7 separate regions of the Mus musculus genome follow, and all the other regions are linked to region 2. Evidence: chromatin loops called from intact Hi-C (ENCODE). Cell type or tissue: left cerebral cortex. All regions are shown on one strand. Region 1 overlaps Clasp2 (CLIP associating protein 2). Region 2 holds the start of Clasp2 (CLIP associating protein 2). Region 3 overlaps Clasp2 (CLIP associating protein 2). Region 4 overlaps Clasp2 (CLIP associating protein 2). Region 5 overlaps Clasp2 (CLIP associating protein 2). Region 6 overlaps Clasp2 (CLIP associating protein 2). Region 7 overlaps Clasp2 (CLIP associating protein 2).

What was found. Hi-C counts contacts between places; a loop is a spot of excess contacts. Peaks named below come from ENCODE experiments on the same cell type or tissue, not always from the same donor. Only the 100,000 strongest peaks of a DNase experiment are listed, where the experiment ranks them.
Region 1: a loop joins it to region 2, with 6 times the contacts of the local background. A loop is called at or near these places in 12 of 42 quality-filtered maps.
Region 3: it touches region 2 in a loop (6-fold over the local background); 9 of 42 quality-filtered maps call a loop at or near these places.
Region 4: a loop joins it to region 2, with 3 times the contacts of the local background. A loop is called at or near these places in 12 of 42 quality-filtered maps.
Region 5: a loop joins it to region 2, with 4 times the contacts of the local background. A loop is called at or near these places in 15 of 42 quality-filtered maps.
Region 6: a loop joins it to region 2, with 4 times the contacts of the local background. A loop is called at or near these places in 3 of 42 quality-filtered maps.
Region 7: a loop joins it to region 2, with 2.4 times the contacts of the local background. A loop is called at or near these places in 6 of 42 quality-filtered maps.

What each region holds. Positions count from the first base shown.
Region 1 is chr9:113,793,254-113,797,253 of GRCm38, reverse strand. The region is part of intron 7 of Clasp2 (CLIP associating protein 2); the gene reads right to left. Among named protein-coding and RNA genes, the nearest start is that of Clasp2, 54 kb to the right of the region's middle. In left cerebral cortex, a CTCF peak has its summit at 3,880; no DNase peak of the experiment used is centred here; H3K4me3 peaks cover 2,509 bases; H3K27ac peaks cover 1,320 bases.
Region 2 is chr9:113,741,057-113,745,056 of GRCm38, reverse strand. Clasp2 (CLIP associating protein 2) reads right to left here and starts at 3,584. Exons shown (of 40, transcript NM_001114347.1): 1 at 3,182-3,584. The coding sequence starts at 3,376. In left cerebral cortex, CTCF peaks have their summits at 1,615 and 2,375; DNase peaks (open chromatin) are centred at 2,341, 3,188, 3,662, 3,824 and 1 more place; H3K4me3 peaks cover 1,795 bases; H3K27ac peaks cover 992 bases.
Region 3 is chr9:113,819,972-113,823,971 of GRCm38, reverse strand. The region is part of intron 8 of Clasp2 (CLIP associating protein 2); the gene reads right to left. Among named protein-coding and RNA genes, the nearest start is that of Clasp2, 80 kb to the right of the region's middle. In left cerebral cortex, a CTCF peak has its summit at 1,610; a DNase peak (open chromatin) is centred at 1,637.
Region 4 is chr9:113,902,159-113,906,158 of GRCm38, reverse strand. It overlaps Clasp2 (CLIP associating protein 2), which reads right to left. Exons shown (of 40, transcript NM_001114347.1): 34 at 2,164-2,317; 35 at 1-162. Among named protein-coding and RNA genes, the nearest start is that of Gm39439, 27 kb to the left of the region's middle. In left cerebral cortex, CTCF peaks have their summits at 1,439 (motif pointing right) and 1,643 (motif pointing right); DNase peaks (open chromatin) are centred at 1,676 and 2,924.
Region 5 is chr9:113,910,225-113,914,224 of GRCm38, reverse strand. It overlaps Clasp2 (CLIP associating protein 2), which reads right to left. Exons shown (of 40, transcript NM_001114347.1): 38 at 2,609-2,815. The region is part of intron 3 of Gm39439 (a long non-coding RNA gene); the gene reads left to right. Among named protein-coding and RNA genes, the nearest start is that of Gm39439, 19 kb to the left of the region's middle. In left cerebral cortex, no CTCF peak of the experiment used is centred here; no DNase peak of the experiment used is centred here.
Region 6 is chr9:113,840,058-113,844,057 of GRCm38, reverse strand. It overlaps Clasp2 (CLIP associating protein 2), which reads right to left. Exons shown (of 40, transcript NM_001114347.1): 10 at 2,407-2,499. Among named protein-coding and RNA genes, the nearest start is that of Gm39439, 89 kb to the left of the region's middle. In left cerebral cortex, no CTCF peak of the experiment used is centred here; no DNase peak of the experiment used is centred here.
Region 7 is chr9:113,848,050-113,852,049 of GRCm38, reverse strand. It overlaps Clasp2 (CLIP associating protein 2), which reads right to left. Exons shown (of 40, transcript NM_001114347.1): 13 at 3,499-3,569; 14 at 1,868-1,927; 15 at 150-227. Among named protein-coding and RNA genes, the nearest start is that of Gm39439, 81 kb to the left of the region's middle. In left cerebral cortex, no CTCF peak of the experiment used is centred here; a DNase peak (open chromatin) is centred at 1,550.

The sequences.
Region 1 (4,000 bases), 52 kb before region 2:
GGCATCTCTTCTTGGACTATTCTGCACAGCACTGGCTTTCCTGATTCTCAGGACCATCCACTCTTTTGATCCTTGTAATTTACTTTCTCTCCATACATTTATTTTTTTTATCCTATCATTGATTTTAGTAGAAAATACTGGCCTTACACCATCAAGTAAAAGGCAGGTTTCTCTCCTGTGATTTACATCATACAATCCTAGTGTGTCATAAAAAAAAAAAAAATGTTCAAGAGCAAGGAAGAAGGATCTTTTCAGCATCAGTATTCTATTCCTCTTAAACTAAATTTCAGATGAGTTACATGTGATCCTAGAAGCCAAAGGATCTCATGGAAGGTTGATCCCTAAGGATCTCACTACATTGCCCTGGGTGGTTTAGAACTCACTGTATAGACCAAGCTGGCCTTGAGATCACAAAGCATTTCCCTCCTGAGTGCTGGGGTTAAAGTTTGCCACCATGCCTGGTCCAGTTGTGTATATTCTTAAAATATTAATTTTTTAATAGACTATATTGAAATATAAAAAATTTAGGAAAAGTCCATTTGTAACAAAACCTTATTTCTTTCCAGCCATTCTGCAGGAACAACAAAAGGCCAAATTCCTTTCTCATGCTTCTGCGGCCAAATGCAGGCGTCAGTACCACATAATAATCCTACAGGTTTTTAATTAACCCTCTCTGATTTGACTGCCTAGAGCATAATATTACATAATTACTCAAAATGTTTGGTTTTATGCTTTGGAATTAAGAATGAGACAACTTAAGTTAAAAACATCCAAAATCTACCCTCAAGAATTCACCAAGCAGTAAGTCATTCCAGGACCTCATAAATCTGAATTGACCTTAAAATAAAACCACCAATGACATCACTGGAATATCTAAAAATCAACTATAAACAAATAAAAAGTCAAATGATTTGGTCAAAGATGCCACAAGGTGAGACTAGGGAGATGGCTCAGTGGGTAAAGTAAGTGTTTATTGTACAAACACTAAGCACTCAGCACCCACAAAACAGCTGAGCATGGCACACAGCAAACCATATCTAAAGCTTCATTGCTATCTCTGGATGGCTGCAATGGATAGATCCCACCGGCTTCCTGGCCAATCAGCCCAGCTAAACAGTGAAGTCCAAGTTGACTGAGAAATACTGTCTTAGAAAATACACAAGAGTAATGAAGAAAGGCACTAACCTCTGGCTTTCACATACACCTGTGTAAGTAAGCAGACCAAATAAATAAAGCAAACCAAAAGGCAGCTAAGAGAACACAAACACACACACACATACACACACGAGTCATATGAAGATGAGAAGGGTTGCCAGAAAGCAGCTATGTTTGATAATGTCTGAAATACTTTTCACTGATATGATTGGAAAATTGTTTAAACAAGTAATAATAGCAAGCAATGAACTGAAAAGAATATTGGCTAGTAGGTACTACTGTTGGAATGTATATAATAACGTATTTCTGGAATATTGTTACAGCTAACACAATTTAAAGGCAGACTTTTAAGTTCTAAAATGCTACTTACAGAGTATTTGGGGGGAAAATGCACGTCTCTGTACTCACATAAACAGCCTGGGTAAAAGTGTCTGTCCCAGACCAACTTAGGAAAAATTATACATGGCAAAGGATGTAAACTTTCACTGAAGGTGAAATAGTTATACTGCATGTATACAGTGGAAGACCATGCAACAGTTTACACAGAAGAGGTAGAATAACACATGACAGCATGATAGTAACACACTTCATGTGCTGAGCAGACATAGCAAATGTCAAAAGTATATTCAGAATGACTGCTTTCAAGGGATGTGCCTCAGCAGTAAAATACTGCACAGAGGAAGTGAGGCCCTGGGCTCCATTCCCCAGTCCCCACGCCTAACACAAATAAACAACAATCAACACAGAATTTGTTTGAAGGTTTATATATGAAAGCATATTTATGTTAAAGCATATAAAAGGCAGGAGATCTCACTGCATAAAGTATGAACAAGTTTACAGAGTTTTTTGTAATATGATCATTTCAATTTTTAAAAGATATTTACACACTATATTCATAGTTAAAATTTTTAAATGTGCAAATAGGAATAGAGCAATGAAATTGTGCATGGTGTTCACACATTCAAATTGTATGTGAGAAACTCATCACACTCAGTAATCATACCAAATGTTAAAACTATTCATTCTGACAGCCTACTGCCTTTCTTTATTATTCAGACTTTTAAGGTTTTTTTAAAAAGGCATATTTTAACCCAACAAAAATGTTACTATTTTAAGAAAGAAAATTAGTTGGAAACTTTACAAGAGGTCATTACTTTGAATGAAAAACAAAATCAATATATTCCTAACCTGTCTGAATGTATGTATTATTTAGAAAATAAAAACCAAATAAACATATATGGACAGCCAAAAATAGGTAGAAAAAAATAAAATAAAATCTAGACATGGTTCAAAGCAAATGCAACATTCAGTTGCCTAAAAATTAAACATTTTTGTTGTTTAATCTTCCTAAGAAACTTGGAAATGCTCTTAAGTATGTGAGAAATTAATTTAATGTTTTTACTTTAATAAAGTATATCTAAATTATTTACATAAGACCATATAAAAATTACATAAATTCTCAAAATCACTCATAACAATGTGTAATACAAAATGTATTATCACATTTCTATTTCAATGTACATAAAATACTTTAAATGACTATCAATAACAGCAACTTGGTAAGTTTGCAACCTATTCCTAATATTGCCAAGAGAACCAACTCTTGGAGGACAGAGGTCATAATCTAATCATAGGAAGGCTGACATTAAGACTTAAAACCTAAAAATCCAAGCAAGGAATCATTAAGAACCTAGACACACAGATACACACCAGAAAAAAAAGAGAAACAGAAAAGAGAAAAAACACGGTAGAACCTTACAGTCCCCCTGTACACATCTCTGATAATGATGTTATTATGAAACATATCTCAAAGCATCTTAATAAAAAGCTCAAACAGTGTTAAGAAGGACAATAGCAGATACACATTTGCGGCTCTTGCTTCAGCCCAGTTTGCTCTGTGCCTGGACCTGGAACACACCTTTCAGCAGGTCTTAGTTTCCTAATCTGTGAAATGGAAACACCAAATATCTGTGTAGTTCACTGGTCATTTGTGCCTGATGAGACAATGTATATAAAGTATATGAAAGTGCCTCTGAGAAGTATAAAATACTATTGAAATAGGTGTCTTTAAGATTGTCCTTCCCAAAACACCAACAAAAGCAATGTGTGATCAAATTATGTCCTATATAAATTTCTTAAAGGATGTTTACTAGAGACACTGACAAACCACAAGCATACTAATTAGTATAGTATCCATGGCAAGCCATTTTGCTTCTCTAAGTATTTTATTACCACGGAATTGAAATTCTGTCAAATACAACAGGAAAGATGTCAAGCTAGCTAATCAAACCTCCCTGCCTAAATCTGCCATTGCTCCAAAGGCCACATTCTCCTCCACAGCTCCTGTACACATTCCCTGACCCTTCCACTACCCTTTGGTGACCCAATACCAAAGACTGAAAAAGCCGTGCTTGGGTTGCAAGGTAAATCCCACCTTATGTTTGCCAGACCCCACACTGACACATCAAGTGAAAGACACCCCAAAAAAAAAACCCCATATACAGCAAAAATACACACAAGCACGTAAATGTCCTTCATTCTGAGGGGAAATACATCTCTTACATAGCAAACAATCATCACCTTAAAACCAAGTGTATAACATAGCACAACAAGAAAAAGGAATCATACTCACCATCTCCCATAGCCATTCAGATGGTCCAGGGAGCTCTCTCAAACCAAAAGGTCAAATATCACAGCAAAATAAGTGTAGCTTAGTGCCTGCGCCACTGGGCTCGGCCTGCAGCCTACAGGCACCGGGAGCACTGTGTGACCCAGGCCGCGCTGCAGCTCTGCACCGCAATAGCCAACAGCTGCTACTCCACTTCAAAATAAAAGTCTGGGGTCT
Region 2 (4,000 bases):
AGAAACCACAGCCAAAGCAGTTTATAGAAGAAAGCACTTAATTGAAGGCTTGCTTACAGTTTCAGAGGACCAGTCCATCAGAGCAGGGAGCAGACTAGCATGACACTCAAACAGTAGCTGAGGGCTTACATCCTGAACTGAAAACTGGGAGAGGTGAGACCAAGCCTGGTGTGGGTTTGTGAACCGCCAATGCCCTCCCTCAGTGACGCACCTGCTCCAACAAGGACACACACACACACACACACACACACCTCTCCTAATCCTTCCTCAACAGTCCACCACCTGGAGACGGGAGTACTCAAGACTCAAATATATTAGCCTAAGGGAGCCACTGTCATTCAAGTCACCACATCCTGTCTCAAAAAAAAAAGAAAGAAAGAAAGAAAGAAAGAAAGAAAGAAAGAAGAGGAGGAGGAAGAGGAGAAGAGAGAAAAGAAAAAGAAAGAGAAAAGAAACAGAAAAAAAAAATCACAGCACTGTCTCTGCTACCAAACCAGGCCTTACTACCAAGGATTTCTTCTGCTATTCCTTTCCTTTCCAACAAAGAACTAAAGGACTGTCCCTCATATAAAGCCTACCACATTTAAAATAGGATCATGTGGCCTTAGATGTACAGTAAAATAGAGGCCAACCTAAGCCCCAGGAAACCCTGTTTCGAAAAAATAAACAAACTTAAACCCTGTACATCTGTATATCCACTGGCCTCCAACTTTATCTTAACACCATACTAATTATACTCTAGCTATGAGGGCTGGAGAGATGGCTTGGCAGTTAAGACCACTGGCAGCTCATCCATAGGACCCAGGTTCTATTCCCAGCATCCACATGGCAGCTCACAACTGTCTGTAAATCAAAGGATGCAAATGCCTTCTTCTGGTATCTGTGGGCACAAGCCATGCACACATACACAGACATGCATGCATTTAAAACAGCCACACACATATACAATAAAACAAAAAATAATTTTTTAAAAACTAAAAATAACCAGGAGTGGTGGCACATACCTTTAATCCCAGTCCTTAGGTGAGAGAAAGGAGGCAGATACAGGCCTATCTCTGTGAATCTAAGGATAACCTAGTGTACACAGTGACTTCTATGCTAGCCAGGGCTACATAGTGAGAAGTGAAATCTTGTGTCAATAAGTAAGTAAACAAATAAAACCCAAATAACAGGCTCACTAGAATAGAATACCCTCTAACAAACATTAGAAAAGGTTTTATGCTAAAATATTAAGTACTGAGAACTAGTAATTTCTGAAGGAGAAAACTGGGTGATGAGTGTCCTTGAGTAGAGAAGAAGGCGTGGCATCTAATGGCAGAACCAAGGAACTGACCTAAGGAAGACAGGTGACTCATTCATGTACCAGAAATAAAGACTAATGAGCAGCGCTACCAGAAAGTGTTTGACAAAGCTGTAAGGCCTGTGGCACTTCCAACTGCTTAAGTTGTCTCAGGCTAAGTATCTTGTAAGGAACATGGAAAGAATGTGTGAACATCAGATACTTCCTGGAAGGACTCTAGCCAGTTAGCTGGATGCTCAGAGATGTGACAACAGAGTTGACAACTGTGGTATCACTACTGCCACTTGTGGACAAACATCTGAGGGCTGCAAAGGCTCCAAGGCAATCCACTGTCAGTGTGGAGAACGAAGCCCAGCAGCTTCCTCTAGAGACAGTGAGCCAACATTACTAACGGGCTGACTTCCCACAATAGCCAGTGCTGCAACACAGCACAAAACAGCCATGCTGAGCACACATGTGCCTTGCTTACACAGTAAGGGGAGCTAGGTAATTTCTTCAAAAGAAATTAATACTCCCTGTATTTTAGTAAATATTAGCTTTCCCCAAGCCCCCTACCCCCCCCCCTTTTTTTGAGACAGGGCCTCATCATATAGTCCAATCTGGCCTTAAACATTATAGGGGAAATATTTTCTTCAGTGATGCAGTCACTAATAAGATGCCCATGTTCCTTTATTGAACCCTTCACCCATACTCCTTTAAATAACCTTAAGCTTACTGATTCATTTAATCAAAAAAAAAAAAGATACAAAGGTAGAGAGGAACTATATGGAAATAGCAAGAGTGGGAAATAGCGGTGAAAGTGAACAACGTACATTACACAGATGCATGCATGAAGATGCCAGTGAAACCCATTATGTACATTTGATAATATGTGCTAGGAAAACTTTATTTTAAATCTTGCTAAGTCTAACCTTCCAACAATTCCATAAAGATCTCATCATTAAAACTGCTTTTCTTGTCTCTATAGATAGAAGCTTTCAAAGTACAGCCTATTTGCTGGATACATCACTAAGAATCGTTCCATCCACGGGAGCTCCCGCCTGCATTTTAAAGCAATACTGCCACCAGAAGACTAAAAAGAAAAGTAACCACTAACAACTCCAACTAATTACAGAATATTCACTTTTCTCCATCGGTGGCTACATAACAACTCCCTGATGCTGACCGGACACCCATTCCTCCTCGTACCTTACCGCACTCCTCCCCATTCCCGCTTCGTTTGCAGCATCAACTAAACCATAGTGTTTCAAATCTAAGTTCGTCCCAACTGCGGGAAAACAAGAGAACTGATGAGTGGTCAACGGCTTTCTGCTGTCAATTAAGGGAAATGTGAATAAATGCCATGAGATGAGCAGTCCTTCCGTGCGAAGGACCTGAATACGCGCTAACGGTGCTTTTGGGTGATCTCAACCTTCACGTAAAGACTACGAAAGAAAAGAGGGAGAAAGGGAGAGGGGAGAGGAAAAGAGAGGAGGGAGACGGGGAGGGAACGACAGAGGAAAGAGAGGGAGGAAGAGAGAAGCAAAAAAGAAAAAAAAAGGAAGAGAGGCGGAGAGGGATGAAGAGAGGGTAGAGAGAAAAGAAACTGGAGATTAAGTATAACAGCAAGAGATGAACTTGACGGTCCAACTTCACGCCGTACTCAAACGCCCCATCTCAGCGCAGGCGTTGCCATCGGGCGTAGACAAACGTTACAAAGTCTTAAAGCCTTGGGCCGCAAGTTACCACTTTGTAAAGCGCCAAGCAACACAGCAACGTGTCACCGAACCGCCGCCTGGGGCCGTACCCCAAGCCCTGGGGGGCGATGCCAGCGCGTCCCCGGACCCCGGCGGCAGCGCGCCCGCCCGCCCCGGCCGCGCGCCCGTTCGCACCGCCGCTCACCCGGTAGTTGCTCGAGCCCACCCAGCGGGTGAGCGCGTCCACGGTCTTAGCCAGGCGGCTCGGATCGTCCTCCAGGTCCGGGATGGCTCCGGGCGTGCCGAGGCAGAGCAGCAGCTCCTCGCCCGCCTGCAGCCGGCCGCTCACGTCCTTCTGCAGCACTTGGGCGCAGAAGTACTCGGCGCCGCGGGGCTCCATGGCCGCGCCCGCCACCCCTCACACGCCCGTCGCCCCTTACACGCCAACTTTCCTCGCAGCACCGCCGAGGCGCGGCGGTGAAGCCTCCGGGACGCGCCGACACGCAGAGACGCCGCTGCCTGGGGTGCGGCGGCCGGCGGGGGACGGCCCCCCTAAACTAATCAAACTCGGCGCCCCCCGGTCCCAGCCCCGCTTCAGAGGCTGCGGCTGCCGGCGACGTCAGCGCGCGCGTGACGTCAGAGCGACGCGCCCGGCCTCCAGCCCGGCCTCCCGGCGCGCCCGAGCCCCTGTGGGCTGCGGCCTGTGGCGCTACTGATGGCCCGAGCCTTGGGCTGTCGGGGCCGTGTGGGTCGCCTCGCGTGGGCGACCCTGGAAGGCCAGTGTGGGAATTCCGGCATCTCCGGCGATTCGCTCCGCCGCCATCATCAAGACTCAAAACTTTTTGGTACTTCTCTCCCTGCCCCGCCCCTGCCGTCTCTTAAAACCGGAATACACGGGTCGCGTTCTTCCTCGGCACAGGCCTGGCTGTCCCTTCCTGCTGCCACCCCCACAGTCGCCCTGGAGGACTTTCTGTTTCCAGTTGATACCGAGGTTTTGCAAATGGATCCACATTTTCTCTTGACG
Region 3 (4,000 bases), 79 kb before region 2:
TTGATGCTCTGACTTCCCTCAGGGATGGAGTTTTAAGCTAAAATAAATCCTTCCCTCCCCAGCTTGCTTCTGATCATGGTGTTTTATCACAGTAATACAAAAAGGTATTGGCCATTTAAAGCACACAAATAAACAAAGATAAACTTTATATTCATGACAGGAAAACCTGTCACCATATAGATGTCCAGTCTGCCCATGTACAGCAGTAATAACCAGGCTCAAAAAAGGGGATTTTCCAAACTGACTAAAAACTACTTAGATGAGCAGTAAGTCAAGAACTATTCAGAAAGTCCTGCAGAAAAGAAATTGAATATATTATCTATCAAATGTAAAATCTTAAGAACTAAAATAATTGTGATTAATGAGTTGTGGTGCAGGGATAGATCAAGTAAAGAATAAAATGGAAAGTTCAAAATGCACCTATACATTTACAAAATATTTAAATATGACAACTGTATCTGTTTATTTTCTACTAATTTGACAACATGCCTGAGACTGGGAACATCGGGAAGAAAGCTGTGCAGACAAAGGAAGCACTCAAAGCGGCAAGGTATGAATGTAGATAGATTTTGGCCCAAGCTTACTCTTTATGTGGGCCATGAAAATTAATCCCTTATAAGAGGAGCACCCTCAGTGACCTAAACATCTCACACTGGGCCCTGTTCTTCGAGGTTACATGCCATTTCTTCATAATGTCACCCTAAGGAGCAAGTCTGCATCACATGGACCACTGGCAGACAAAACCATACACAAAAACCATAGCAAAGAAACCTGGATTCAGCTAAGCACAGTGCGTGAGGCCTGTGATCCCAGCACTAGGGAGGCAGAGGCTGTAAGAGCAGAGAAGTTCAAGACAAGCCTGATCTATATAGTCAGGACAGGCAAGATTACTATGACACCTATCGAATAAGTAAACAAATAACAAAAAGTGAAAAAAGTGGGGAAAGTACAGCTTATTCACTAATGTCCCAGAATTTAACGATGCTAACGGAGTATGCAGCTGAAAAAAAAAAACAAAAAAACATTTATCAAGTAGAAAAATGACAGTTGAGAACCATGCCTTTAATCCCAGCACTGAAGCAGGTGAAGCTCGGTGAGTTTGCAGTCATGGCAGCTATACAGCAAGCTCCAGACCAGTCAAGGCTACAGAATGAGTCCTCCCATAAAAAACAAACAAACAAACAAACAAACAAAAAAAAAAAACGAGGCAAAACAACATCAAAAGTTACAGTAGACACTGACTCTGTGAATATGCAGATATCTAGTCAATGCAAATATTCAAGTACATGTTCTATATAAATCTATAGACACTGAAAAGAGTAAACAAAACTACAGAGCTTGCTAACAAAAAAAATAATGAAGAAGAAAAATATTTCAAGCTGAAATTCACAAGTAAGCAAGGGACAGAAATGACTAAGCCCACCAGAGGCAACTCAGGATCTGCTGAAGGTGTCCCCCAAGACCATAATTAAGTGGTGATTAAAAGGTGGAAGTACCCTCCAAAGATTGGTGGGCAAAGGAAAAGAAGAAACAAAAAGGCTCCAGAGAGATAAAATGATCATTCCAGATGCAGAAGGAGAACTCTGGCACTGCATGTAGCTATGCATTTCCACAGACCAACAGAAGAGGGCCAGTTTAAATGAGCAAAGCTTCATTCCAAACGCAGAATACACATCATGCAGGAAAATCCAAAATAGCATCTACACAGACAGAATAAAAAAGAAAGTGAAGAAAGAAGCTTTTCTGATGATAAAAGTAACTGACTGAAAAACAAAGTCCAAACATTAAGAGGAAAAGAACCATAAGCAGCAATAGAAATTCAACAGAATACACAGCCATTGCAGGAAAGAACAGCAAAGCAGTGGGCAAGCTCAGAGCACATATACAAGACTTTAAAAGGCATCTAACTACAGTCAGATAAGACACTGTAAAGGAAAAGGCAAACTCGCCTGGAATGAAGTCACCAGCTATCTGAGAGAGAACAAACACATCCTCGCTCTGAAGGCAAAGCTAACGCTACTTTGGAATTTTCGTAGGACACTTGGAGAGAGCTAGGCATGTATGTTAGAAGTCAATTTTTATAAAATAAAAAGGCTATAGAAACAAATGAAATAACATCACATAGAAGTCAGAAAATACTTGGGGCAATGCAAAAGACAACTGTAAGGCTTTAAAATATCAATGTCCCAGAGATATAATTGGTTATGTGACTATTTTAGATAATATCACAAAAGTTTCTTATGTTCAACAATCATACTGTGGTCATAATTGAGCATGCTTTCTAACTCTAAAGAGATGCATATTAATAACTAGGGGTGAAATGTCATGTCATGTTTTTGTACACAAAAGCATAGCTGTGAAAATCTATCTGAAGACAAGACAAAGGAATATGGGGAATTACTGGTTATACATACAAGTGATAAGTGTTTACTATTTACCAACTGTGCTACATGTAAAAATTCTTTGTAATAAAAATTATGGAAAATCAAGTTGGGCAAAGTTTGAGGCCGAGATATGTGCAGATGCCTACTGTGTTCCCCACATTCAGACTACGGTCTTTAAGAGATGGCCTTTGGGAGAAGGGGCAAGGTAAGCTGCTTTGATGAGACTTCCCTTTATAAGAGGGAAAGAGACCTGGACACTGTTGGCATGTGGTGTAACCTACAGCAGAAGACCTTCAGCACATGCCAGTAGCAAATTCAATATCCCTTTAAAAGAGAAAGTAAGACTAGCCGGGCGTGGTGGCACACGCCTTTAATCCCAGCACTCGGGAGGCAAAGGCAGGCGGATTTCTGAGTTCGAGGCCAGCCTTGTCTACAGAGTGAGTTCCAGGACAGACAGGGCCACACAGAGAAACCCTGTCTCAAAAAAAAAACAAAAAAGAGAAAGAAAAAAAAAGGGAGAGAGAGAAAGTAAGTCTCTACTCTCTATAAATTATCCAGTCTAAGGCATACTGTTAAAGTAGCAGAAACAGTCTAAGAAAAGATATTGAAGTGGAGGCAACAGCTTCCATTCTTAATACTGAAAAATATATTCATTAATGAAGAGAGAATCTAATTTTAGGACCTACATAATAAAAAGGACTGACACCACAGAAGGACAGAGAACACACAGCAGTTATTTCAGACTGGTGACACTACTGAGGCAAGACAGTATTCAAGGTTTTGAAAGACTATTTAAAACTGTATGTAGTGTATGAGTGTGTACAAATGTGTGCAAGGGCCCTCCTCAGGGACTGGAGGCATTGGATGTTACAGGTACTTGTGAACAGCCCAGTGTGAATGCTGAGAACCAAATATGGTTGCTCTTCAAGAGCAGTTCACGCTCTTAACTGCTGAGCATCTCTCTCCAGCCCCTCAAATTTAATTATATTGTTTATTGTAGGAATTGCCATGATTTTTATATTTAAAATGAAACAATGTGTTCAAGTTTTTATCATTGGCAAGCAACATAAAAATTTTTTTAAAAAGACTAAGTTGAAAGGAAAAAAATTAATTCAGAATATGCACATTATAAAAATAATATTCAAGAATTCAACTTCATTAGGATGTACACAAATATAAATATAAGCTTGGGATTGCAGCCATTATTATAAACTTCTATTTACATGGATCAACTACAATGAGGCTAAGAAAGTCTCACACAGGCAGTTTTTCTTAAAGATATGTTTATCTTTCTAAGGCAGAACTAGAATAGATTTGTGTCTATAAAGCTTTACAATGTTCTAACACATCATTTCCCATCAAAAAGAACAGAGAAGTTCAGCATAGAAGGACTCAAATGCTACCAGTAACAATCTCTGGGTCACGAGGTCATGAGCAGGCACTCTAGTGTCTTTCTAAGTTTAAAACCTTAAGCTGGAGGCTGGAGGTACAGTTTGTTGGTGGAGGTACTGCCTAGCATGCAGAGCCCTAGGTCCCATCATCCTCAGCTGGGTGCAGTGGCATGCACCTGCAGTCCTAGCGCTTAGAGTGTTTGAAGGCAAAAGGATCAGAATTTT
Region 4 (4,000 bases), 160 kb before region 2:
GATGCTATCTGAGTAGTTATATGGGTTATAGTCACGGGAGCGTGGAGAGGAGTGGAGTGGCATTGAGTGGAGCAACGATGCTTTATTATCCAGAGCTGGCTGGCTGCCGTCAGCAGCATCACCTCCTGCTCTTGGATCTGACATCCCAGGACCACTACATATCTGTTAACAGGAAGAGGAAGGCAGAGCAAGTTAGCTAATTTCTACATACCTTCTTCATACTCTAAAAAGATGTTTCTTGGTGGTTGGAGAGATAGATGATTTAGTAGTTTCCTGTTCTTCCAGAGCATCTGAGTTCAATTCCCAGCCTCTAACTTTCTTTCTTTTTTTTTTTTTTAAATGTATATGAGTAAACCATTGCTGTCTTCAGACACATCAGAAGAGGGCATCAGATCCCATGACAGATGGCTGTGAGCATCCAGTGAGTATATGGGCAATATAAAATAAACTTTTTTTTTCCATTCTTTTTTCTGGGAAGAGATCACTAGGTGGGGAGTAGACCTGGGAGAACTGGGAAGTGAGTGTGACTGGGATGCCTGATGTGAAATTCCCAAATAATCAATCAACATACTGTGATGGAAAAAAATAAATAGGGAAAGAAAAGAGAGTGGGATGCGGCCGGTCCCAGCAGATGAGCTACCCACTGGCTTGACCTTGAACACACTAGATCATGCTTCTTAACCCCGAGCCTCACAGTGGAAACAATGGGAGTTTATATTTTCCCATATGAACTGTAGTAACAGCAGTCTGCATCGTCAGTGTGTGGTCCAAACAGAGAATGTTATAACCTACTTGTCTGACATGTGATGCTATTTATTACTTAACCGATTTCCTCTGCTATGGTATATCAGTAGTTACGTTTTCCTTCTGCCTCTGGCAGCTTAGACTTCCTTTAAAATAAGCCATCCCTTCATTCCCATTGAGCAAATTATTGCTCAGTATCCACAGAGCTGCCGCATTTCAGCACATGAAGGGCTGTACTGCTCTGAAGGACTCCCCACCTGCCTTTTCTTTCACTTGGTTTTCCCTGGTCCATAAAAATGGTTGTCAGAAAGTCTTACCACCCAGGTCTGAGGTTCCCTATCCTAGACCTGCATGTAGTCGCTACAGCAGTAGTAAATGTTATCTCGGTGCCTCCAGTAGTGCCAAAACCAATGCGTGACTTGTACTGGGTGCACACAGACTGCAAACAGGATGAGGGCTGTGTGTAGAGTTCTCAGCAGGAAGTGTGGCATGAAGTCACTCCGTAGATTCAGATGATTGTGTTTCTGGTGATGATACTCTTGATGCTAGTATTTGTATTAATGTTGGTGTTTGGGCAAGGGTGTTAATGTATCTCAACTCTATTCTTTTTTTTTTTTTTTCTCTCTTTTTTTTTTTTTTAAAGATTTATTTATTTAGTATATGTAAGTACACTGTAGCTGTCCTCAGGTACTCCAGAAGAGGGCGTCAGATTTCATTACGGATGGCTGTGAGCCACCATGTGGTTGCTGGGATTTGAACTCGGGACCTTCGGGAGAGCAGTCGGCGCTCTTAACCACTGAGCCATCTTGCCAGCCCTCAACTCTATTCTTTTTAAATTTATTTATTTCTCTATTTTTTTTTCCTTAATGTATGAGTTCTCTATCTGCATATATACCTGCATGCCAGAAGAGGGCACCAGAGCCACCATGTGGTTGCTGGGAATTGAACTCAGGACCTCTGGAAGAACAGTCAGTGCTCCTAACTGCTGAGCCATCTCTCCAGCCCATGATATTATCTTTCTTAAATAGCCTCTTAAACATTAGCAAAATGGGGCTAATTAGTTCACAGAATTCTCCTCTTAGGTTTTCTGGTTTGGTCCAAATGTCATTTGACAGAGGCCTCCATGCCCTGACTCAAGAGTGTAAACTGTACATTGACAGTCCTATCTGGCACATTTTTAGTTAGGAGTCTAAAAAGAACTAGGGCACAGCTCTCTCTTACAGATATAACATCTAAAACTCACTAGTATGTACATGGTTGACAGTAAATACTTGGAGAGTGACTTAAGCTTCTAAAGAATTATATATGAACACACCAGAAAGCAAAGTTTAAAATAAACTAACAACTTGCATACACATGAACACACACACTCACGTTGGGCATGATGATAACACATGGTAAGAACATGTGAACACTTACTGTGTCACCATCCTCCTTTTTAGGGTCCCTCCTCACTGGCTCACTCATATCTTCTTGGCTTCTGAAGCTGAAATTCTGGATTGCCTCAGTGACGCCTCTAAGGGAGCTATAAATGTCTTCAGAATTCATGTTCTCTGTATCGTAATCAAATGCACTGTGAAAAAGATAGCATTAGTTTTTACTTATTTTATTGTTTGATTTGATTTTTATATTGATGTGTATGAGTGTTCTGCCAGCGTATGTATGCTGAAATAACCACATCTGAGGATATTTATAAAGAAAAGAGTTATCTATTTTTGACATACAAACTCACTCTGTAACCCAAAACCAGGCCTCAAACTCAAGAGTCTCTTGCCTTGCCTCCAAAGTTCTGAAGTTATAGGCAAATATCACTATAGCCAGCTAACACTGTATTTATTCTTAAAGTCCTTTCTGTTTAGCCCTGGCTGTCCTGGAACTCACTATGTATACCAGAGATTCTCCTACTTCTGTCTGATGATTGCTGGGCTTAAAAGCATGGAGCACCATGCCTGGTCTTAAAATTATACTCGTGTGTGTGTGTGTGTGTGTGTGTGTGTGTGTGTGTGTGTGTGGACTGCAATGACTCAGGCCATCAGACACTTTGCAGCATGAACTTTTACCTACTGAGCCATCTTGCCAAGACAGATTCCTTACACTTTTAAATAAATATTTTTATAACATGGACAGTATACAGAATTCGAGTTTCAGTATGCATAAATGCAGTCTTCCTGGAGCGCAGCCAAGCTTATGTATGCTGGGACTCCCTGTGCCTGCTTTGGTACAAGATCAGAACGGAAGGGAGGCCACAGACCACTTGGATTAAAAGCCTAGAATATTTGCCACCTGGCCCTTTATAGAAAGCTTTACAGTCCCTGTAATTAACAAGTAATAAAAGCGCTAGTTGAAGAAGAAACAAGTGTAGTTGCTAGTGATTGTCAGTATTCTTAGCACTCAGGAGTTTGGGGCAGAGGATCTACAGCCATTCTCTGCCACATGGGCAGTTCGAGGCCAGCAGGAGCAGCTACACCTTCTAGTGTCATTGGGAGCAGTCCTCAGTAGAGAAAAGAAGCTCAACTGTACTTCACCTACTTAGACTTGCTGCCATTATTCTCAAAAACAAAAGATAAAGTTAGAAGAAAAAAGGCAGGAGGATTTTGAAATAAAAAACAAGTATTCTAGTACATGCTTGTGGTGGGTACGACATTGTGTCTGTGACATGCTTGTGGTGGGAGTGGGTACAACAGTGTGTCTGTGGAGGTCAGAGGAAGCTTTGTGGACTAGTTCTCTTCCTTCACGTTACATGGTGACCTAGGGATTGAACTCAGGTAGGCGTGGTTTTTCAACAAGAGCATCCACTTCCTACGTCATCTCAATGGATGAGGCAGAGTACATAAATGAACAATGAACATAATGTTAATGTGATGAATTCTATAATCAAACTCTAAATTCAATTAAGGCTAGAATTTACCCAGCAAAATTGTCACAAATCTATTAACCAATAGATTCGGTGGTAAGATCTGATACATTTTTCTTTCCTAAACTCTGATTTAACATTCTGTAATTTTAATGGATAATCTCATGAAGCAAGCCATGATGTATAACCAATAACAAAACTTAGGCTACTAATTGTAATAGATGTTGTAAGACATTTTACAAAAGGCCTCCAAAAGGGTCATGGTGGCTACTGACTAATGAATCAAGAATTTGATCTAGGGCTAGCAAGATGGCCTGTTGGGTAAAGGTGCTTGCTGCTGAGCAAGCCTGGACACTTGTACTATATCCCTAGAACCCCCAGTGGAAGAAGGAAAACCACTCC
Region 5 (4,000 bases), 170 kb before region 2:
GTAGACCAGGCTTGTCTCGAACTCAGAAATCCGCCTGCCTCTGCCTCCTGAGTGCTGGGATTAAAGGCGCGTGCCACCACTGCTTGGCCTCAGTTTACTTTTGTTTCTGATTCTGTGGATATCTGTGTGTCTAAGCAGGAGTTGGTACACATGAGTGCGGTTCCTGCCGAGGCCAGGAGAGAGCACTGGATCCTCTGGAGCTGGAGTTACAGGTGGTTATGAGCCACCTGATGTGGGTGCCGAGAACTGGACTTGGGTCCTCTGAAAGAGAGGCTGGAGAGATGGCTGAGTGGTTAAGAGCACTGGTTGCTCTTCCAGAGGACTGGGCCCTGTTTTCAGCATGCACATGGTACCTTCCAACCATCTAAAACACCAGTTACTGAGGATCTGAGGCCTCTAGTTTCCACAGATATCAGCATGCATGTGGTACACAAATGTATGCAGCCACAGAACACCTATATATATAGAATAATAATTAAACATACATTTTCAAGAGTGTGTGTGCATGGGGGTGGGTAGGTAGAAGAAGCATGGCACTGTTATAACCACTGAGCCCTCTCTCTAGCTTCCTCCTGCCCCCCATTGTGGTTTTGATGAGTATTTCCATAAGTGCTAATGAGAGCCAACTTTTCCACTTGTTTGCTGGCTGTGTTACTTGTAAATCTTGTTTGTCGAAATGTCCTACAAGCTTTTTTCCATTAAAAACATTCTCTTGTTGTTAAGTTAGAATACGCCTTTACGTATGTCCTGATTGTTATCAGATACTAATTTATAATTTTTCCCCATTCTATTGTTGTTTTGTTTTGTTTTGTTTTGTTTTGTTTTTTGAGTCAGGGTTCTCTGTGTAGCCCTGGCTGTCCTGGAACCCTGTAGACCAGTCTGATCTCAAAATCAGAGATCTGCCTGACTCTGCCTTCTAGTGCTGGGATTAAACACACATATGCCACCACTGTCTAGATAGTTTTTCTCCCATTCTCTGGTCTTCTCAGTTTTCCTTGCTGGCTTGGAACTCATGGAGATGAACATAACTCTACCTACCAAGTGTTGGGATTTAAAGGCATGCACTACTGTATCTGTCCTTTTCATTCATATTCATTCTCTCTCTCTCTCTCTCTCTCTCTCTCTCTCTCTCTCTCTCTCTCTCTCTCTCTCTCTCTAGTATGCAATCCTAGCTGCTCAGGGGGAAAATTTTTATGTGAAATATTCACAGATAGTAAAATACTATAGACTGCTATTGCTCTTTGTTCTAGCCCTACTATCTATATACTCTATTTTAGAGGTTTATAATACAAATACTGTAAAAGCATGGTTCTTGTGCTTTTCTGACAGGTTTTCAGTAATTACTTGTCATAAGGCTTTGCATCAAACTAATCAGAATTTAGGCTGCACATGCAGGTACAAGCCTATAACCCCAGCACTTGGGAATCTGAGATAGGAAGACAGCTACAAGTTTGAGGCCACCATGAGGCTACAGTCACAAAAGCGCAAGCAAACGAACTAGGGAGCCTGGAGTTCCAGAAGCTCTCGGCTAATACCTGCACATCCCAAGGCATCATTGTATACGGAGTATACATGACTATGTGCATGTTGTGCTTTCTACCAAAGCATACACAGCCCTGCACAGACACAGTGAGTAACAAAGCTCAGGGCAAAGTCAAAAATAAAATACTGTAAGTGCAAGGGAATAAATTACCCATTGTCTTTAAAAAGACTCAATATATATAGTACGGAATACTGTTCTGCTGCTAAACTACATTAAGAATATTAACAGAGTCTTACAGTATGTGTCTATATTGCAAAATATGATCCCAGTTTTGCTAAAATGTTTATATGTTTGGGATAAGAGACAAAGTCACGGTCACAGTGCATCTATCTATCTATATATATATATATATATATACACACACACACACATATAACTATATGTAACTATATATATATATATATATATATATATATATATATATATATATATATAAAACATATTCAGTATCACCACTTTCAAGACAGATGTGGCAATAGATTTCTGTTGGTAGATGCATACAAGGACTATAATAGTTACAGTAATAAAAAGGAGGAAAAAAGCAGAACCCAGACATTTAATGATGGATAAACAAATGAACATTCCTAAATGATAGAGTGAAAATCCGACATAAAATTAATGAACCTACAAAGTATTAAATAAGTGAACAAATATTTATGGTTTTTACATATATGAAAAATCTATAATAATTAAGGTCAGAGACAACAGAATAGAGATTATTGGGACCTGAGAGGGAGGTTAGGAGAACTGTATTTTATTTCTTAGTGGGTACAGAATGCTAGTATACAATGATGGGAAAATTCTGACCATCGACATTAGTGATGGTTACATGACACTACATTATGTATTTAACAACACCAGACTGTGTACTTTGGGGGTAAAGAAGTAGTACATTTTATGGTACGAATTTTATACCATATGTAAACCGACCCACCCATACCTACAATGCAACATCTTGTCTTGACCACTGCAGACTTGACTGTGCAACTAGTGTTGCTTGAAACCCATGTAAAATAAATGAAGCCCCACGCATGCCGACTTACTTCTCCGAGCCTTGCAGCTTACCTGTATTAGACCCGGCATGATCTCTGGTAAGAGCATGTTAAGGGTCTCCTTGGATACTCTCTCTATCACTTTTGTTTGCATTTTGATTGCAGCCAGATTAATAGGGTAGTCAGCGGTTTGTATGATGGGACAAAGCACTTTGATGCACTGCTCTGGACTAATGGAAGTAGCCAATACGGAGGCAGCTTCCTCAGCAGATCTCACCACCTAGAACAAAAGGGAGAGCCAGCTAGGAAAAAATACAAATCCTAAGCACAAATTTCATTAAGCATTTAATATGACTTGATACTTTGGGTTTGCACTGAAAATCTTGCAGTAAACTAAAATGAATACAGAAAAGGAGGTAAGATCAGACTAGCAAGTGCCAGATGTCAGTACTGGGCTCCACTGTCAGTCTCCCTTCTTTCTAGCTTCATGATTTTAAGCATTTATCCATTTTTGCTTTGTTCCATGTCATAGAAATGAAAGTAGTACAAGTACTCCTTGCCTGCCGGGCAGTAATGATGAGCAGGACCCACTGAGGTTTATAGGGGAAAAAAATGTCATGGACATGAATTTACACAGCTCTTATGAAGACTGTTTCTCTTACCCTACTGAGTAACCATGTAAGAAAGACAAAGGTCTTGTAGGTAATTCATATTCAAAAATGACAATTTGTTATTTTCTCTTTCTTCCTTCCTCACTCTTTCTTTCTTTAATTTTTTTTTTTTTGTTGGTTTGTTTGTTTTTTTTTGAGACAGGGTTTCTCTGTGTTCCCCTGGCTGTCCTGGAACTCATTCTGTAGACCAGGCTGTCCTTGAACTCAGAAATTCTTTTAATTCCCTTCTGTCTGTCTGTCTTTTTTTTTTTTTTTTTCTGAGACAGGGTTTCTCTGTGTAGCCCTGGCTGTCCTGGAACTCACTTTGTAGACCAGGCTGGCCTCGAACTCAGAAATCCACCTGCCTCTGCCTCCCAAGTACTGGGATTAAAAGCGTGCACCGCCACTGCCTGTCTTCAATTTGTTATTTTCATCTGTTATTTAAACAGCAAACTCTTGTTGCTATGTGGAAGTGCAGGCTGGTGAACTCTAATTAGAAAATAAGAAGCAAACTGGAGAAAGTGAAACTGGATGAATCACCAAGGACATATTTGATGGGAATGGTCTTGGTCTCCAAGCATTGCATGTGATAGAGCATATGCTCAAACCATGCATGTGGAGGCCAGAGGTGGTGACATTCCACAGAAGCCATCCTATCCCAAAATAAAAATTTAAATTATATTGTTCTGCGAGAGTGTGTGTGCGTGCGCGCGCGTGCGTGGGAACATATGCCCGGGTGTATATGGGATTCTGAGGACCACTTGCAAGAGTTGACTCTTTCCTTTTATTGTGTGTATCAAGTGCATGTCATAAGC
Region 6 (4,000 bases), 99 kb before region 2:
ATTATTGATATAAGAGCTGAGAGTCTACAGAGAAGTCATCCAAATTACATCATCTAAACATCTAAAGGTTTTTCTTTACAATTAAGTTTATGGGTTTCATTAAATTTACATAACAAAATTCTGAAATTTTCGTCACATTGAATGCACTGTGTAAATAAACACACAAATCAATACAAAGCTTTCTGGGAAGCAGCGTTACAAGCTTAGATACATATGGAACAGATACATGTTCACATAAAAAAGAAAATTTACATTTTTCTAATCATTCTTTTCCAAAGTACAGAAAAATGTAATTAACATTGAAATTTATCATTTTAAACTATTTAATTGGTAACATTTAAGTACATTTACAACACTGGACAACCACTATCATTATCTATTGATAGTCTCTCACCCCTGCCTTTCCTTCTCCCTTCCAAGCTGTGTGTGTGTGTTCATGCTCAAACCCAAGGTCTCATACATGCTAAGCAAGTACAATACAATCAATACATAAGAAATGAAAATAAAGAGAGAAAAAGAAAAACTAGTAATAAATTGATAAAGTACATATATAAAACTGTGTTCAGCTGCACTACTGACAAGGAAGCCAAAGCTGGAAGAAAATATTATCTGTACATCGGACAGGCAAAAACCTTACACACTTGATAGACTACACTACACCAGAGAAAATAAACGCTCACAAAAAAGTTTGAGTAAATTTGTGAAGGACTAAAACCTTTATTCATCTACAGAAATAAAGCTGCATGCACTCTTTACCAAGAACCCACATGTAAATACTCTAGCCTATGGAAACAATTGTTACAAGGATGTGCAAAGGTCTGGGATTCAGTTTGGTGATGGAATACTTATTAACACTGTATCAAGGGAAAGGCAGCAGAAGGACATGGACTATATCATTAAAGCTGAGCCTGGTGGAGACTGACTTCATCCCATACTCAGGTGGCAGAGAGCAGTAGGCCAATCTCTCTCTCTCTTTCTCTCTCTCTCCCCCTCTCCCTCCCTCCCCCACCCCCTCTCTCAGTGGTTGCTTTCTTTACATAGAAACCTGCAGGGCAAGCCAAGAATACCAGAGAGATCCTATCTAAATAAACAAACAAAAGTACCCCCACCAACATCATTAAAATGAAAAAAGAAAAAAAAAACTTTAAAACTCTGTCATTGTCAAATGAGAATGAGTTTAATGAGTTACACATACATATATCAAACTAAAGAATGTATGTACACACCAATCAGCATTCAGTAAATATCTGAGCAGTCAATACACGCTTAACATGTATATTCGCTTAACCAGGAATATTGTATAGGTACAATTTGTTAAGTAAAAAAGAGCGAGGGATTAAGCATTGCTTACTTTAAATAAAAGGAGTGGAGGGTATTATGTTGATTTGAATGCACAGACTCCAAGACATTCAGACTAATTATTTCTGAATGACTACTTTCAAAGGAAAACAAAAAACCTTCAGGTTCAAGTTCGTCTTTTATTTTAATCTGTGATGTTTCTCCGTAAGTCATCAATGAAAAAGTTGTTTTATTTTTTAAATTGTGACTTATATGTGATGTACAACTTTAAAAGTAAATACAAAATCATATTTAAACAAATTCAGAGCACTATTTTCTGTGTTAAGAACAATATGTTAAACATTCAAAAATACAGACTTCTAAACATATAGATGGAAAACCATCTGTAATGCATAATATTAAAAGAGAACTATTTGTCAGGAATATCTATTAGCCAGACTAGAGGCTTTCAGAGCACAGGCATCTTCAAATCAGCCCTTTCCCGGCCTTGGGGATACTGAGGCACTCACTGTCATCTGACAAAATTGGTATCACAGAATGTGAAATACAATATAGATCTGATGTCAACACAAACATTATTTTAACATTCATCTAATACTTTCCTCAAGAAATGTACTGCAAATAAACCATTCCTAGCTCAAGGATGACCAAAAATGTAAATAAGTCAACCACATTTACTATATTTAAGAGTCAGATGAATAGACACCCTGCATCAAAATTATGTCAATGTTGAACAAATGCCGAGCTCACAGGAGAAGTCAATCTCTTCTCTGGCAAGTCCTCATGACTCAGGGTGCAATGACAATGGTGCTGATAAGTAGCTAGGTGACTCCACAGAGGCCAGGCCAGAGCTCTCTCAACCTCACTGGCTACCAGGCTGCAGGACATGCACTGAGATGATCAGCAAAAACAGAAGAAGAAAAGACAATCTAAAGCCAACAATGCCTATGACAGCCATATTTCCCACAGAGAAAGAATATTACCGTCAGATTTTAACTCATGACCACTCAGCCTGCATCACAGCTGAGTGCATGCTCTCCTCAAGTTCTGAACAGGAGTGCTGCTAAGAAGACAGGGATAAGAAAGGAAGGTCATGAGAAAACTTACCGCATTGGCACGCTGGTCCCAGTCATGTTTGTCATCTGACAAAATTTCCCTGATCTTATTTAACGTCTCTTCAAGTTCTCGACTAGAATAGATCTTAAAAGAAAATATTGAAAATTAGAACAAAATTTCTTGCTGTAAATAACATAAAACGATGCACCAGTGTTTGAAATAGTTTTTTAATATAGAAAGGCCATTTCACACCCTAGCTACACTTTCAGTGGAGACGGTGACAGAGAGTAGATGCCCCAACAGCCTTCCTTTCAGCCCTCTTTGCTCCTTGTCCCCACAAGGACAACCTCAAACATGCTTCTAGAATGCTTCCCATGGAGCAGATGTCCAAGGAACAAAAAAGGAGCAACTTCCCAAAAACATAATTTATACAATATTACAAAATATTGTTAAAAAGACATGCTTTAGTTTTGTAAAACTATTTGAAAAAAGGGCTAGTGCCAGAATAGACTAAGCATATAACTCACCTGGCTACATTGTGTCTCTAAAAGGGGGAAAACAAAACTCAATTAAAACAGGTCCTTTCAGCAAATTTTATAATAAATATATTATATTTATAATATATAACAAATATAATATATCTATTATAAATACCACGTCTAATTGTAGTACAAGGTGCTATCTTGGAAGACAATCTAAAGACCTTCTCTAAACCATGAAAAAGGGAGAAAGTAACTCAATAATTCACTCCAGTGACTCCATAATTTTTCAAGCCCTCTGTCCCTGGGCTCCTCATGTGTCTCCTTGGTATGCAAAGAACATTGGGTTAGAATGTCCTATTGGTTCCTAACTTCTCTAGCTGACTGAAAGATGGTTTCCACATAAAGAATACTGGAAGATCAAGTGTTAAGAAGGGAGATTGTGATTCTGATTTTAGACAGGTTGTGTTTGAGATGTCTCTGAGGCCCCTAAAAGAAAATAATTTTAATGCTCAGCAGAGGTCTGGTTTAGAGGTAAAATTAGATATAATCAATATACAGGTACTAGATAAAGCCATGTTGTTGAAGTCATAAAGCAACAAAATGCAAGTAGGAAGTTAGGATCCAGAAGTAACCCTTAATTATCTATAATATTTAATTGACCAAATAAAGAAGAATCCATTTGTAAAGGAAATGGATATGAAATAGACTAATAGAAGGGAAGTAAGGTGGGAAACACTGCTTTACCACTATTACAACAGAACTGTAAATGAAGAAAACAATTAGGCCAGTTGCTTTGGGTGCTGTGAGGATGGTAAGTGATTAAAACTAGAAAAATGTAAGGAAGTGAATGTAGGTACAGAGAAGGGTAGATGCAAACATACATCCTAACAAAGGAACTATTTGGAATTGATAGCTGTTGGGACAGCTTTCTTTACACACACACACACACACACACACACACACAGAGAGAGAGAGAGAGAGAGAGAGAGAGAGAGAGAGAGAGAGAGAGAGAGAGAGAGACTTCTCAATGTTTACATTTTATTTTACGTGTATGAATGTTTTGCCTGCACATATATACGTGCACCACATGTGTGCATGGTGCCTGTGAAGATCAGAAGCTGTTGTTAGATACCCTAGACCTGGAGTTAAGGATAGTTCCGAGC
Region 7 (4,000 bases), 110 kb before region 2:
TAAAATGCACTTTAATTTTGCTAGAATTAGTCAAACAGAGTAATTGGGAAATTGGTAATAGAATCACCTCTCAACATAATTCCTTTAAAGAAACACAATACCTTAAATATGTTTAATTAGATTGTCACAAAAATATAGTACAAACTTACTTCCTTGCCTCCACTCTGGCCTCAGCATCAGCATCATGAATGCCCTTCTTAATCGTTTCAACCAAAACAGCTGCATGTCTACACAATAAAAGCATCTTTACATTAATATTTCATACTGCATTTCACCACATACAATAGTTATTCCTACATAATACACATCTACCCCAAAGGAGAGGGAAAAGTGAAAGATTAATTAGTGAAATAATTAAGACTGTAACATCCCCACCCCACTTCCCCTTAAAGGCAGTGTTGCCACAAAGTCCAGGATGGTCTTGAACTCACAATCTTCCTTCATCAGCCTCTAGAGTACTGAGGTTGCAAGTGTGCAATACAACACCTAACATCCTTTTCTCTCTTTTCTTACTGAGATGAATCTTTCTATGCAGCCTGGTCAACCTGACTTATGTTCTATCCTCACTAGCTGGGACTGCAGGTCTGCCCTGGTCAAAGACTAGAGGATTTTCTAAGTCTTCCCCACACAGCTCACCCATATACTGCTTCCTTCTGATACTTCAGAGACTATAAATCTGGAAGTGTTTTTATAGAATCCTGACAACAGGTAAATAAATGTGCAATATTTAAATTTAAAAATTATAAACTTGATGGTGGAAAATGCCTGTATGGTGGGCTCCTCACTATCGCACAACTGTGGAAAATGATTTGCTACAAGTTTGATCTAAACCAGGGGCTCTCAACCGTCCTACTGCTGCAACCCTTTAGTACCGTTCCTGGTGTTGTGGTGATCCCCAACTATAAATTATTTTGTTGTACTTCATAACTGTTATTTTGCTACTGTTATGAATCGTAATATAAATATCTGATATGTTACCCCTATGAAAGGGTTGTTTGACCACCAAATGGGTCAAGACTCAGAAGTTGAGAACAATTGATCTAACCAATAAATAAAATAGTAGCTGCCAAAAAACAAACAAAAATGAAATACTTTGTGTCTATGTTTTTAAATTTTTTAATTAAAAAAATAGACCTATAAGGTCTGTAGAGATTGCTTAGCAGTTAAGAGCACATACTGTTATTGCAGGTGACTGGAGTTTGACCCCAGCTCCCACATTAGGCAACTCACAGCTACCTATAACTCCAGTCTCAGGGGATTTGACACCTTTGGTTTCCTAGGGTACCTACACCCCCATACCTATACATATAATTTCTTAAACTAAAAATAAATGTAACGAATTCAATTAAAAATAGAAATCAGCAATATATTCACTAAAAATGTAGGTTACTGCTGATGCTTCAAAACTGAAAGGTGGCATGAAACAGTAATACACAGCCCTGTAAAGAGCCGACGAGCTGGTCATACTTTCCTTCATCTCAAAATGACAACAGATGCTGTCCAGTGACACATCTCAGCGAATGTGGGGAAATAGCCCAACAACTTTCTCTTCAAAATAACTCTCTTACTTTAAACAGGAAGCCCTTTCCAAGACTGCAGCTCATGAAACTTGCCTCGTATGTGCTTGGTAAAATGTTACCCAATGCAATGTGAAGGATCGTATATAACCCAGTCTACCTAAGGAGCTGTCACCCAAGACACCAAACCTGAATGCACAGGAGGAGCACAGCATCCCAGCTCAAAGGAAGACACACAAGGACACACATCTCCAGACAGATGAGACACAATGTAAACAACACAGCAGCGTGCCTACTGCCGGGAAGAAGGCTGAGACTCTTGATGCTGTTTGTGTGGGTGGGGTGCCTACCTTTCCAGTGAATGAGTCTGCCATTCTTGCAGCAGCAAATCTAAAAATTCAAATGAACGTCTGAAAAATAAATGTTAAATTACAATTAAACACACTGAGAAATATCACTTTTTTTACAATAGTTCATTTTGCCTCTGAATTAAACACACAAGACTTATTTTCAGATTATCTTAATTAGAAAAACAAAAACAAACTTAAAGTATTTTACTATTACTATGCTAGATAGTTTAAAGGAAGTTTGAAGCCTATAATTTAATTGCAGAATATTTGTTAAATGCGAAGTGTTTATGCTGGAGCCCAGAGAGAGGGAGGCACACATGAAAGTGGAAGGCGAGAACAGGCTCATTAAAGCAGTCCTCAGAATCCATACGCGCTATGTAGACCCAACGTAGATCACACACTTAAAGGAATACGCAGTGATAAGTACATAATAGTACAGAACTTTTGCTTCTATTTTAAATATAGGCACATAGAATTTTAAAGCAAAGACACATGTATTTTCTCCTAAATCTCTAATTTTTTTCTTCAGTTGTAGGATTTGGGAAAATGAGCTGTTAGCCAGATTTCACCTATGGGATCTTATTTCTGACTCCTAAGATTTCAAAGAGGTGACTACATAACTTTCTAAAATTTTTAAATCACGTAAAGGACAAAACGGCGTGTTCAGCCATTGTCTAATGATAAAATGCTGTGCAAACTGCATTGTTCTCCAACATACACTGTACAAATACCGCACGTAAAGACACAGCACTTTCCTTACACTCACTGTAGCCTTGATTCTCCAGTGTTAGACCAGTGCTCTACCACAAATGTACACCATTAGCCTTTAGGTCCTAATCACTGATGGCAATACGTTTTGAAGAAATCAAGCTAGATGTGGTGGTGCATAGCCTGAAATCTTTGTACTTGAAAACCAAAGGCAAAACAATTCTAAGGTCAAGGCCAGCCTGGCTATATTGCAAGACCTTCTGTCAAATGAAATGACTGCTTCCAAAGAGCATGACGAGAAAGAAAGGGACTAACAATGTTGATTTATCTATTTCCTGTCTTCTACACACAAATTATAAACTCTTAGTGTTCAATCTGCAGTCCATGGGGTGAGCTCAATCAGCCCATGACTTACATATGCACTGAGATACACAACAGTGACACCTGTGGGATTCTAGCTATTTCTAACTCTATACTTTGGAGAACAAGTCAACCAGAGAAGTAAATAAGCCACAGCTTAAGTGAGAAACCTGAGTGCACACAGCAGTTGCTCCACCCACTTGCCCTTAAATGGGAGGTGGTTAAAAAGCTTGTATCATGGGCTAGAGATGGGTGAGCAACTGTACGAGTGCTCACAACCAGCCTGGTATTTTCAATCCCAGGATACACACAGTTGAAGAAAAGAACTGATTCTTGAAAGCTGTCTTCTGACTTCTACGAGTCTACTATGGCGCATGCATACACACACACACACACACACACACACACACACTCAGGAGTAAAGGTAAACAAATTTGAAAAAATTATATCATGGTTTTATTGGAAAAGGTAATATTAAGAAGTTATAACTAATTGTTACACTAAACTAAGGATTAAATGAATTACCTAATTTATACTAGAAGCCCTTTCCCCCTAACACTTACCTCCTTACAGGAACTGACTTTGATGTGCAGTTGCTTGTTATTAAAGGAATAAGTCTAGGTACATGGGTATGCTGAAAAAGATATTTTAGAAAAGCATGAGACACTGTGCATGACATGGAGTGCTTTTGTTGTCTTATACTTAAGGACAGCCATGGGACAGCCAGGAAAAGAAACTGTAAATCAAATCTAAACTGACCCAAATTCCCCTTTTAGAGTAATAATGGTGATGAGATAGTTTTTAGGAGAATGTTCTCCAATTTCTAAATCTTATGCTTTTCTTTAGTGAAGTAAGCAATAAAGTGCTTATTATAAATATAGAACTTCAGCATAAATATATATCACTTCGTTGTGGCTATACTCACTTTTCTCATTCTTTATTTAGCCATTAAGCACTATTTCTGGTATTTAGGAAATGATAGTGTTGTTATCTCTGTGTACCCAGTCCCCACACTAAGTGTGTGCTGCTCTTGTCACTGCCCGCAGCATCTACAGCCACAAACAC